2 separate regions of the Homo sapiens genome follow, and region 2 is linked to region 1. Evidence: chromatin contacts called from ENCODE Hi-C or POLR2A ChIA-PET data. All regions are on one chromosome and are shown on one strand. Each heading gives the region's core, a stretch centred on a gene start or an enhancer-like site at or near the end of the contact. The rest is flanking DNA. Distances are from core to core; before and after follow the strand shown. Region 1 holds the start of DNAJA2 (DnaJ heat shock protein family (Hsp40) member A2). Region 2 holds the start of CNEP1R1 (CTD nuclear envelope phosphatase 1 regulatory subunit 1).

Region 1 (6,106 bases), core at 2,688-5,187:
GGCCTTTATGTATATTATGTATATATTATATATATATTACAGTGGTAATGAGGTGTGTGTATATATATACACATATATGTGGAAAACATATATATTCATATTCATATCTCATATTATCACAATAGACATATCTTCTCCACTATTTTTCCCACACTAATTGTTAGATGGCTAAATTTATTGGGTCAATTTCTCTGCTTACTATACCACTGCAATTATATAAGCAAACTGAACCTTTGGAAAATGCTAATTAATAAGGCAGGGTTTGACACGACTGGGTTTGAAAGGCCAGCAGTGGGGCTAGAAATACCTACCACATACAACTGTGCTGCCCCATCACTGAATAATCTACTTTAAGCACTGAAAGAAATTCAGAGATTATTCAGTGATCCAAGTCCCACAATTTTTTCTTTCCAGAGTACCAACAATCATCAAATTATGTGGTCCTGACACCCTCATAACAAGAACCATCAGTACCTTCTTCTGTATCCCCCCAAAATATTTTAACCTGCATCACTTACTCTATACATTCAAACCTAGTTAAAGCAGAAAGCAAAACTATTTTCTGACTGCCTCAATGATATATCTGGAGTTGTCTAAGTAATGGATTACACAGTTCCCAATTACTTGTGAACAGTATCAATGGTCTTCAAAAATACTACAGTTCCTATACCCCCCGTCCCAGTCCATATCCACCTCCTCTCCATCCCAACCCTTCACAGTTACACAAGCATACTAAATCAAAGCAAAGGAATTGAACACCAATATAAGCCTGGCAGAAATCTGAAATCACTGCCGCCTCAAACTTTAGATCACTGCAGCGCTCAGGTGTACTGTGACTCAGCATTTTACAGTGCCTGAGACATGAAATGAGATAAAGGTCCTTTTCCCTTCACAGCATTGGCTAAACATGAAGCCAAAATAAATATGCTACCTCAAAACAGTTAGTGGCTGGAACATTACAGTGCTCACACTGACACAGGTTTATCTCAGTCTGTGATCCTTGGGAGGAGACCCTGTGTCAGTTTAAGCACACAAAGTTCTTCTGAAATAACTCGAGCTATAAAATTAGCAAATTATGCTGACTACAATTAATACCCAGAAATGGAGAAAATATTGCAAAGAAATGAAAATGAAATTCAAAAATAGTTACTGTGGTTACTGGTCTAGTCAGGTAAAAAACTAAAATAAAATAACAAGAACAAAAGAGGGAATTTACCCAGCTACTCTTCATTACAATATCAGAAGCTAAAATGGCATCAAGAGAGAATTTTTTCCTCTTGCAAAAAAAAAAACTGAGTAAAACTGAAACAAATAGGAAACTCCAGCCCTTTTAAACTGTTCATGGGCAGAAGGAAAATAAGATAAAACAATATGAAACAAATAAGATAAATTAATATGAAGGTTGCAACAAAGACAGATTTTCAGTTCATATTCTTACGTGGAGCAGGAACTAACAGAGAAATGAGACGAGAGAAAATGATAACTGACAAGCAAGGAGATTTGGGAAGATGAGGTCATGAAAAGGGACGGAGGGGCATTCCCCATAGGTAATGGAAGAAGTCAGGGAATCCCAGTAGAAAAGCCAGAAATTTAAATGAGCAAAGACAACGTAAGCATATGGGCCAAGAACAATAGTTTATACTTAATTTCTTTTAGCTTCTTAGTAATTTTTTAAATTTTAATTATTTATTATTATTTTGAGACAGGGTCTCACTCTGTCACCCAGGCTGGAGTGCAGTGGTGTGATCTTGGCTCACTGCAACCCCCACCTCCTGGGCTCAAGGGATTCTCCCACCTCAGCCTCCCGAGTAGCTGGGACTACAGGCGTGCGCAACCACCCCCAGCTAATTTTTGTGTTTTTAATAGAGACGGGGTCTTGCCATGTTGACCAGGCTGGTCTCGAACTCCTGACCTCAAGTGATCAGGACTTGAGGCAGGAGTGATCCCGCCTCAGCCTCCCAAAGTTCTGGGATTACAGGCCACTGCGCCCAGCCCTAAGTAATAGAAATGTATAACTCTTTTAAACCAATGATATAAAAAATAACAAGCCCCATCTTACACCTGAGGAAACCTCAGAAAAGTTAAGTAACTTGCTGAAGGTCACATTGTTCCTAAATGGCAGAGTCAGACTACCAACCTACACAGTCTAACCTCGCCATAACTTTACACCGTCTCTTACGAACATCTCAAAATGTGAAAAGTAGAGAATTGGATTTTACAGCCGTGCATGAGGATGACGTCAGCATTTACACGGCAATGGCGGTTGGCAGAGGCAGTGGCTCAGGCCTGCAATCCCAGCACTTTGGGAGGCCAAGGTGGGTGGATGATTTGAGATCAGGAGTTCGAGACCAGCCTGGTCAACATGGTGAAGCTCCACCTCTACTAAAAATACAAAAATTAGCCGGGCATGGTGGTGGGCGCCTGTAATCCCAGCTACTCGAGAGGCTGAGGTGGGAGAATCACTTGAAGCCGGGAGGTGGAGGTTGCAGCGAGCTGAGATGGCGCCACTGCACTCCAGCCTGAGCGACATAACGAGACGCTGTTTCAAGTAAAAAAAAAAAAAAAAAAAAAAAAACAAAAGAGTTCGAGATCCTACCACAAAAGGTACAAACGAAGGGTGGTGGGAACTCGAATGAGATAGCAGTGTTCACCAGTGCCCAGTAAAGGAAGACTTCACAGAGGGAGCAGGATTTCAGATGGGATTTGAGGAAAAGGGTTTAAGGACTATTAATGACTTATCACTGATTACTCTTAGGGTTTTCAAGCTAAATTTCAGAGTCCTTGTCATGGAATTCAGGCCCTCCACAACTAGGTCAAAGGGAACGCCAAGGAAGAAACATTATCCTGAGTGAGATGCTTATGCTGAAGTCTTTGCTATCAGTTCAGGTTCCAAGGGATCAGAAAACCTTACTTTTCTGTCTCCATAAACCGTAAATGGGTTGAAGGCAGGCACTTTTGTAACACTCCTCTCCCCGGACCAGGCCTCTGTACATCATAGCACTTGGTAGATGCACAGCATACTTTCTGAGCGAAACTAAAACGAATGTAAATCAAGTCACCTGGTGGCCAGACTTGCCTTACACCATCTAAACCTCTGGTGTTAGCTAATTTTAAAGCTATCAAGTAAGAGGCTTAAACACGTGGTCCAGATGCAACATGTGGACCTTGGTTTGGACCCGGATGCCACAAACCAATTGTAAAAGGACATGAGATCATCTGAAAAACCTAAATATGGACTGGGAATTAGATTAAGGAATTGTTAATTTCATTAGATGAGATTACATCGTTATGCCTTTAAAAGTTGTCTCTTAGATATTAAATATATACACTTAGGGTATTTATGAATGAAACGGTTTCCCTTAAAACACTAGAAATGTATGGTGGAGCCAATGAAACAGGTAAAAGGTAGCTAACTGCACTATGGGGAGTAATATACTGCTTCTGCTAAATGTTTCAGAATTCTCATAATATAAAACACAACATACACACACACGCGCCCCCCAGTTTTTTTCATCGTAAGCCCCGAGGGAGCCAGACCCAGAGGGTCCACCGACGTCCCGGATTCTAATAACGACATCTGCGCGCCAGGCGGGCCTCCTGCGGGAGCCGGGGCCCATTTTCTTTCGAAGCTAACGAAGCTGCTGCGCAGGCCTGTTAATTCCCTCAGCAGCCAGTGCGAGGTTAAACACGCGACCTCGCAACCATGGCTTTTGAGAGGAAGCTGAATTCCTGGGGTGCGCCGTGCACAGTTCTTCATTTCCTACGTTGGCCCTGCCCAGCCGCCTGGACCTGGAGGAAAACAGAGAACCTGGCCCACTCTTCAATACTTCGACCCCAGTGGCCGCGCCTCGGGCGCTCGGGGGCGGGCTCTGCACAGCGACGTCACGGCGCACCGTGCGCTGGGTCAAAGTTCAGCCCCGCCCCCGCTTCCCCCTCGCTGTCTCCCTCGGCCTGTGCCGCCGCCGACGCCGCTTGTGGGCCCGACTCCGCTCTGTCTGCTTCGCCACCTTCTCCCCGAGCACTGCCCGGCCGGCCGCCATGGCTAACGTGGCTGACACGAAGCTGTACGACATCCTGGGCGTCCCGCCCGGCGCCAGCGAGAACGAGCTGAAGAAGGTATCTGGGAGCGGGCCGGGCGGGTGTGAGGGGCGCGGGGCCTGCGCGGCCAGGGATGTCTTCTTCAGCCAGGCCGCGCTACTGGGCTGCCCGCGAGCCGGCGCCGGCCGTGACTGGCCCGGGCTGGGAGTCGGCGGCGGCGGCGGGACCGGCCTCGCCGCGAGCCGCGCACTCCGGCCTCGGCTGACCTTGGGGCCGCCGGCCCCGCCCGCCCGCAGATGCAGCAAATAAAACTCACTCCTGCGCAAACACGATGGGAGCCCTTCCTTCCTCCCTCCTTGAACGAGCGCCGGGGGCTGGTATCCCCCGGGAGGCAGCAGCTCGCCCGGTCCTTCGCGTCGAGGTCACCACCCCGGAAAAACAGGTTGGACCGAGGTGCTCAGCGCATCCCGGCCCCGAGAGAGAAGCTGTCCGCCCCGCGGCCGTCGGCCCCGGGTCTGGTGCTCCGCGGGGAGGAACGGCGGGGAGGTCGAGGCCGCCCCCACAGAGCGCCTCGGGCGGATGGGGTTGTTTCCTGGGTTCCGCGGCCGCCGGCTGCGGGAGCTCCTCCCTCTCTGCGTCCCTCGCCCATTGACCCGGAGGTAGCTGGGTCTGTGTTTGGATGCATTGTTCTTTGGGCAGGTAATGCTAATGTCCTGTACCTGCTTAGGAATAAGCCGTGGTCCCAGCCAAACGCCTGAGTGTACAGTAAACATAAATAGAAGGCCTTATTATTGCTATTTGCAATGCTGCGATATCTTTCATCTCAGGATTTCAAAGCACACGAGGCATTTAAGCCCCACAGCATCCTCACCAGGCTAAGAGCATCCAGATTTGTAAGCCGAGAAAAATGAGAATGCTCCTTAGGCAGTGAGAAGAGTACAGTGGACTTCCTGTTACCTTACCGGAAATGCTAGTCTGTATTATATAATTCACGAGCCTCCGTGAATGAAGATTTAAGTGCTTTAGGACCCAAACACCTCGTTGAGAGTGTGTGCAACTTCTCTACCACCGAAGTTGCCACCACGACCCCAGTTAACCACCACGTGCAAATAAAACACCAAAAGACGCTAACTAGGACCACCTTTACTTTTTCATGATGTTACAGTTAGAAGGAAGGCGTGAGCCATCGGGAGCAGGAATTGTGACTTTAGCTTGATTTATAGTAATGTTTTGCAGTCCGCAAAGCTTAACAGTCATTTATCTCGAATTTATTAGGGTCGTCTTGGTCTGGTTACTTGGCCATCAAAGACACTTGACAATAGGGAAAATATGGATAATGTTTGAACGTTTTGTTTTTCCCTGTGGCATTGCTTCATTGTTTTATCTGGTTTTCACGTCACTGTAACCTGTTTTCAAGTATAGCTGCTGTCTACTTGGTTATATTACATTAGTAAACAGTATCGCGAGAAAGTGCCGAAGAATCCCTACGAATAGAAAATATTTTTGAAAGGTTATAACTCTAGAACATTACTTCTCAGAAAAGTGGATATTAAGTTATTACAAAACTTTTAACTGGTGTTTAGTTATAACCTTTTTTGTTTTTATCCATTTTCAAAGGCATACAGAAAGTTAGCCAAGGAATATCATCCTGATAAGAATCCAAATGCAGGAGACAAAGTAAGTTATTTGCACCTTTTTTATTCCGGGGGTTTTAGCTTTAACTTAAATTGCCCTCCTTGAAAAAGAGGAATGTTGCAGGAAAAAAATCCAACTATGCCCACACAGCCACATTTTCATAATGTCAAGAGTATTTTAGTTTTAGAATAAGAGTACTACCATTCTGAGGAGCGGTGGGTGGTAAATAGAACCAGAATCAAGTCAAAGGTAACTTGTCCCTTTTTTTTTTTTTTTAGAATTAAATGGATTCTGGATTCCTGTAGCTTCTCCCCACTCTTCTACTTGAAAATGCAATTATTTTTATTTTTACCTTTTCTTTATAGTTTAAAGAAATAAGTTTTGCATATGAAGTACTATCAAATCCTGAGAAGCGTGAGTTATATGACAGATA
Region 2 (6,256 bases), core at 1,555-4,054, 3.1 Mb before region 1:
CGAAGATGGCGCCACTGCACTCCAGCCTGGGCAACAGAGCTAGACTCCATTTCCAAAACAAAAACAAATAAAAACTATTCCAAACACATATTAACAAAGCATTTTGTTTGATGATCTCATGGCTCATATATTTGTCCACATTTCCTATGTATTTCCATGGGCAAGTAAGCACTGTTCAAATTATATTTTGTAGCACTCATGATACTTATGAATAGATAGTAATAATGTGAATTTTCTAGGTCAGACTTCAAAGCAGCACAATTATGCTTTGTTAAAAATCAACTAAGGGTAATTTTGTAACTTTTCCAAGTATACATTAAATAACATGACTTTACTTTTTTTTTTTTTTAAACACAGGGTCTCCCTCTGTTCCCTAAGCTGGAGTGCAGTGAACATAGCTCACTTAGCTCACTACATAGCTCACTACAGCCTCGACCTCCTGGGCTCAAGTGATCCTCCCAAGTTGCTGGGACCTCGGGGTGTGCCACCATGCCTGGCTAAATTTTTTTTTTTTTTTTTTTGAGACAGAGTCTCGCTCTGTCGCCCAGGTTGGAGTGCAGTGGTGCAATCTCGGCTCACTGCAAGCTCTGCCTCCTGGGTTCACTCCATTCTCCTGCCTCAGCCTCCAGAGTAGCTGGGACTACAGGCGCCCGCCACCACGCCCGGCTAATTTTTTTATTTTTAGTAGAGACGGGGTTTCACCGTATTAGCCAGGATGGTCTCGCTCTCCTGACCTCGTGATCCGTCCGCCTCGGCCTACCAAAGTGTTGGGATTACAGACGTGAGCCACCGCGATGGGGTCTCTCCATGTTACCCAGGCTGGTCTCAAACTCCCATGCTCAAGCAATACTCCAGCCTCGGCCTCCCAAAGTGCTGGGATTATATGCGTGACTCACTGAGCCCTATTAATATGACTCTTCTTACTAAAATTTTATTCCAATAGTTTGTAGGCAAATTATAAAACTGCTAAACGGGCTACTGAAATTTTTATTAGGTATGTCTTTATCAAAACTGTAATAATTCAAAAATTTAAATATTTTTATTATTTATTTATTGAGACCGGGTTTTACTCTTGTCGCCCAGGCTGGAGTGCAATGGCGCAATCTCGGCTCACTGCAATCCCCGCCTCCCGGGTTCAAGCGATTCTCCCACCTCAGCCTCCTGAGTAGCTGGGATCACAGGCAGCGTCACCACGACCGGCTAATTTCGTATTTTTAGTAGAGACGGCGTTTCACCGTGTTGGCCACGCTAGTCTTGAACTTCTGACCTTAGGTGATCCGCCTGCCTGGGCTTCCTAAAGTGCTGGGATTACAGGCGTGAGCTACGGCGCCTGGCCAAAAAATATGTTTTTTAATGGAAAAACAAAAACAACCACACGAAATAGACTGTTCTTTTGAGAAGGCCAGTTATAATTTCCTTTTCTTAAAAATTTCTTCATAAGGCATTGTCTACAATGTTAAATAAATTTAAACAAACATTTTACATAAAAGCAAATCATTCCTATATTAGGATAAAAGTATCAATTGTTAGTTTTCCCTTAAAATAACATTCAGGAACTTACTTCTCCAGCGTCCAGTAGCAGGTTGCAAACAATGAATATATTCAGTAAGTCTCCTCTCAAAAGCCTTGAGATCTAGGTATAAAGATGTCAATTTTCTAATTAGCCACTCTTACTCGTCTGACGAAATGTCAGAGTATTTACCTAACATTAAGACGACATGTGAGATACTCTTAACTGCTTCAGGTCTTACACACTAACTTCCATGTATCACTGCACTGTTTATTTCATTTACTATGACAGCTTTTTAAGCACTTGACAAAAAATTAGGGCTCTTTAATTCCAATTTCTCATATAAGAAAACTTGCTGATTTACTTTTAGAAGCTTCATAAATGGTATTGGGAGAAATAAGCAGCAGCCTCGGCCAGCGCCAAAAGCGAACATTTTCAGGGTTGCAAATAAAATTAAAATCAGGTCGAGTTTTAGCTCTCTGGGAACCAAGAACTTCCTATTAGAACCACGTAGTGCCTAACATCAAAGTCTTCGAGGTCTACCTGACTGCAATTACCCGCCTCCGGTTTCCAGCTCTTATATTTAATTAATGGCTACGCCGTCTGGCCTTACTAGACTTCTTGACACTGATAGCGAGTGGGTGTGGAAAGACATTCCCCTTGCCCCCTCCGAAGGGGTACAGGTGATCTTCGTGGCACCCAGGCAGCGCCTAGTTCTAGAAGACAGGGGCGTCTAAGCTGCTCCGAGTGAGTGGTGGGGTATCCTTTCCGCAGTGGTGTGCTTTAAACTTTAAAACACCGAGCAGCACTTCCTAACCTTGGCAGTTACCGGAAACCACCGCAGGAATCAGGGATACAACTCGCGGGGCTGTGAGAATGAAATGAAATGAATTAGCAGGCTGCAATGCACGAAGTGCAAGTGTCTGCCAGTGAAAAGAAAATAAAAATAGAAGCTGGCGAGGAGGTCGACCCTCTAGGTTTGTGGGGACTCAGGGAGCTGAGGCACCGCCCCCCGCGTCTGGCCAGGTACGGCCGCCTACGCGCCCCCAAGCTCCGGGCCCCTAGCTCCATCCTCTGCGGCCTCCTCCCGGGGCGGGGGTCTTCACGACGCCGGCTCCTCCGGAGCACCGCCAGCTTCCGAGGGGAGACGGGGGACGGGCCCGGGCGGCCCACCCTACCTTCCGCCTGCTCCAGCGAGTTCATGTCGGGCGGCAGCTCGGGTCACCGCCGCTGCCCTGTCCGCATCGCAGCTTCCGCGGCCCCCGCCCGGCCCGCAGCGCCAACTCCCACCTCTAACCGCTCCCCGCTGCCCCTCCCCGTCGCACCGCCCCTTGCCTAGACCCGCTACGCTCATTGGATTCCTCTACTAGACCTCCAACTAAGACAGCTTTCTATTGGCTGTCTCTTGCACCGGCCTCGGCGCCTAGCGTTGGACGGTCAGCCGGAGGGACCAAGAACTGCCGGCGGCCAGGCGGGCGTAACGCTGGCGTCGCCTGCTGCCCCGGGGAGGAACTGCAGCCCTCCGGAGCCAGTTCGTTCATTCATTTATCCCCCGTTCCCCGCTTGGTTCTTTCATTCGTCAAATGTTGATTGAGCGCCCACTACCTTCCAGGCATTATTCTGGTCGCTAGCGAGGGATACAGAAATCAAAGAGCTGGTTCTGTCCTCAAGGATCTCAAGGAGTAATGAAATCTGTACAGAACTAACTAGAACCCTAAATAACCAGTTTCCTTAATTATGGTATCCTAGATAACCAACCCCTTAAGTAAACACTTCTCTCTTGGTTACTTTCCTCTCACATCACCCAGCTTTCATAATTCCTAAATGAGGCAAAGTGTAAGCCCAAATACCTATAACTTAAGAAGAGATCTGTAAGGGATTGACTACATTTGTATTTGATCACAAGGCCTTCTTGTTCATTTATTGGTGGCATTCTTTCATTCAAAATCATTTTATTGCCTAACATGCTAGACACTGTATTGATACGCGTGTGAGCCAGGTAGACAGGATTCCTGCCCGCAAAGAGGAAGGGCTACAGCAGGCAACAAACATGCAAATAAGTAATTGATTTCAAATAAGAATAGTTGTGTTAAAATAGAGATCCTGGCCGGGCGCGGTGGCTCACGCCTGTTAATCCCAACACTCTGGGAGGCTGAGGCGCGTGGATCACTTGAGGTCAGGAGTTGAGACCAGCCTGGGCAACATGACAAAACCCTGTTTCTACTGAAAATACAAAAAAATTATCCAGACGTGGTGGTGCATGCCTGTAATCCCAGCTCTTTGGGAGGCTGAGGCACGAGAGTCACTTGAACCCAGGAGACGGAGGTTGCAGTGAGCCACTGCACTCCAGCCTGGGTGACAGCGTGAGACTGTCAAAAAAGAAAAAGAAAAAAAAAAGAATCTAAGACTGATGGGCTAGATTTTTTTGTGGCAGTAACATACCAACTTATAAACAAGACCTAAGGCCCTGCCAGGCAAGGGTTAAATCACTCAAGACCCAGACACTTAAAGAATAAACGATGTTCTAACTGCCACAATGTTCGTTTTTTTCCTCTAGCAGCTAAACAAGCAATATTAAAACAATTGCAGCTTACCAAGTACCAGTCACTGACTAACTGATCCCTTTGTTCCACAAGCCATAACTCCTGCTTTCATTAGACAAGAGACTGATTTCAGTAACTTTCTCCTGATAAGAGACCACCCACCATAGATTGGCCCTAGCCAGTCTACAGAGGCTGCACAATGAGTGCCTTTATGTTCTCTGCTTCGCCTTTTGACGTAAAGGGTCTAACTGTAATGCATTTAAATGTTAAGTCTCTACCCCAAAGTGAACATGTGACCCATGTAACATGCATGATTGTTTATTATGCATGTGTGCACCCCTCTTTCCTGAATAGCTTCTCCTATAACCTGTTAAATATGTATACTTGGCCAACCCATTTGGCATAAATTCCTGCTTCACCCTTCCTCCTTCAAAGTGCCTGCTTTTGGTCTCTGCCAGAGACCATACTTCCCAGCCTATAAGGATGGCCAGCCTGCAGGCTCCAACCCTTCAGAAATAAACCTCTTTAGGCCAGGCACAGTGGCTGATGCCTGTAATTCCAACACTTTGGGAGGCTGAAGTGGGAGGATCACTTGAGTCCAGGAGTTCCAGACCAACCTGGGCAACATAGTGAGATTCTGTCTCTACAAAAAACAAACAAACAAACAAAAAACATTTAAAAATTAGCTGGGCATGGTGGCATGTGGCTGTGGTCCCAGATACTCAGGAGGCTGAGGCAGGAAGATTGCTTGAACCCAGGAGTTCGGCGCTGCAGTGAGTTATGATTGCACCACTGCACTCCAGCTGGGGCAACAGAGCAAGACCCTGTCTCAACAAACAAACAAACAAACAAACAAACAAACAAGCAGAAATAAAGCTCTCCTCCCCAGATTTATGAACCTCATGATCCTTTAGTTGACAGTTCTATGGAGGGAGTAACAGTAATAGGATACAGTGAGAAAAAGGAAGGTTAGCAGGATCTCATGCTTTGGGAGGGCTTCATGAGGCACAGGCATTTGAGCTGAGAATGAAAAGATGGATGAGAAGAATCCAGCCATGCAAAGATGAGGGCTAAGAAGGTTCTAAGCAGCACTGCAGTTTTTCCCCTATTGGTATTTTGTGTATTTAATTCATCCTCAACCTTCCTCCTTCCCATTTGTCAGCAGAATTAATTGACACCCCCACCCACCACTTCATTTTGAAGGTTCCTCTACTATAGCACTTTTCAGTTTTCCACTTAGGGAGCCTTCCTTGGGACCAAACCCTTTCCATGTGTTATCACCCTTAACCCTTTCAGGTGATATTTTTTAAACCGTGGGTCAAAATCTAGAGAGGTTTGTAAAATCTATGTACTGATTCATGACTATTATTATTATTTTTAATTTTTTTGTGGGTTCATGGTAGCTGTATATATTTATGGGGCACATGATGACTATTTTTTTTTTAATGAATTAAGGCCAGGCACTGTGGCTCACGCCTGTGATCCCAACATTTTGGGAGGCTGGGACGGATGGATTGCTTCAGGTCAGGAGTTTGAGACCAGCCTGGGCAACACGGTGAGACCCTCTCTCTACAAAATATACAAAAAATTAGCTGGGCATGGTGGTGTGTGCCTATGGTCCCAGCTATTTGGGAGGCTGTGCTGGGTGAATCATTTGAGTCCAGGAGGCAGAGGTTGCAATGAGCCGAGATCACACCACTGCACTTCAGCTTGGGTGACAGAGTGAGACCCTGTCTAAAAAAAAAAAAAAAAAAAAAAAAAAAACTAAAAAGAAACCTAATTGGAAGTAAGGATGTGGGGTTTCATGGCCTATTGTTTCCGTTGTGTGTGGATGTGTGTGCATGCTCACCGTGTTCTCATCACAGTACAAAGCATATACCCGAGAGTTCCACTTTAAAAAAAAGTTTGAAAGTTCGAAAGTCATCACGGCCCATTTCACAACAGAGAAAGTAAAAATCAGTTTGCCCGGATCTCACAATTATTGTCATAGCCTGATTTTAAGCCCTAAGTCAAACTACCCATTTTGACTTCTTGCTCAATGTTCCATTTCTCCATCTCCAAGTCTAATTCATCACATTTCCCTTCGGCACACAGCAGTGCTTAGAGAATGGCTATTGAACATCTGTTATATGACAGGCTCTCCTGGGCTAGATCCTGGGGAGGTGAGGAGTGAAGACAGACTGATGAATAGGGCATTGCAAAG

Evidence for each region. Hi-C counts contacts between places; a loop is a spot of excess contacts on that map. ChIA-PET counts read pairs that join two places held with the same protein, here RNA polymerase II (POLR2A). Pooled maps may share reads with other maps.
Region 2: a loop to region 1 is called in a map of naive thymus-derived CD4-positive, alpha-beta T cell, with 12 times the contacts of the local background. The contact joins the promoter of CNEP1R1 here to the promoter of DNAJA2 in region 1. A Hi-C loop is called at or near these places in 2 of 168 maps with a recorded cell type or tissue (CD8-positive, alpha-beta T cell and naive thymus-derived CD4-positive, alpha-beta T cell) and 8 of 50 pooled maps. POLR2A ChIA-PET finds 5 or more read pairs at or near these places in 2 of 52 experiments (A549 and T-cell).

Annotation. Positions count from the first base shown.
Region 1 is chr16:46,971,505-46,977,610 of GRCh38, reverse strand. It overlaps DNAJA2 (DnaJ heat shock protein family (Hsp40) member A2), which reads left to right and starts at 3,937. Exons shown (of 9, transcript NM_005880.4): 1 at 3,937-4,116; 2 at 5,656-5,715; 3 at 6,039-6,106. The coding sequence starts at 4,039. It overlaps DNAJA2-DT (DNAJA2 divergent transcript), which reads right to left and starts at 3,839. Exons shown (of 2, transcript NR_186372.1): 1 at 3,486-3,839. RefSeq lists enhancers at 3,526-3,615, 3,676-3,745 and silencers at 4,176-4,225, 4,256-4,335, 4,486-4,535, 4,566-4,635, 4,986-5,065.
Region 2 is chr16:50,021,773-50,028,028 of GRCh38, reverse strand. It overlaps CNEP1R1 (CTD nuclear envelope phosphatase 1 regulatory subunit 1), which reads right to left and starts at 2,804. Exons shown (of 6, transcript NM_001281789.2): 1 at 2,689-2,804; 2 at 1,562-1,633. The coding sequence starts at 2,713. RefSeq lists a silencer at 2,491-2,800 and enhancers at 2,614-3,115, 6,031-6,256.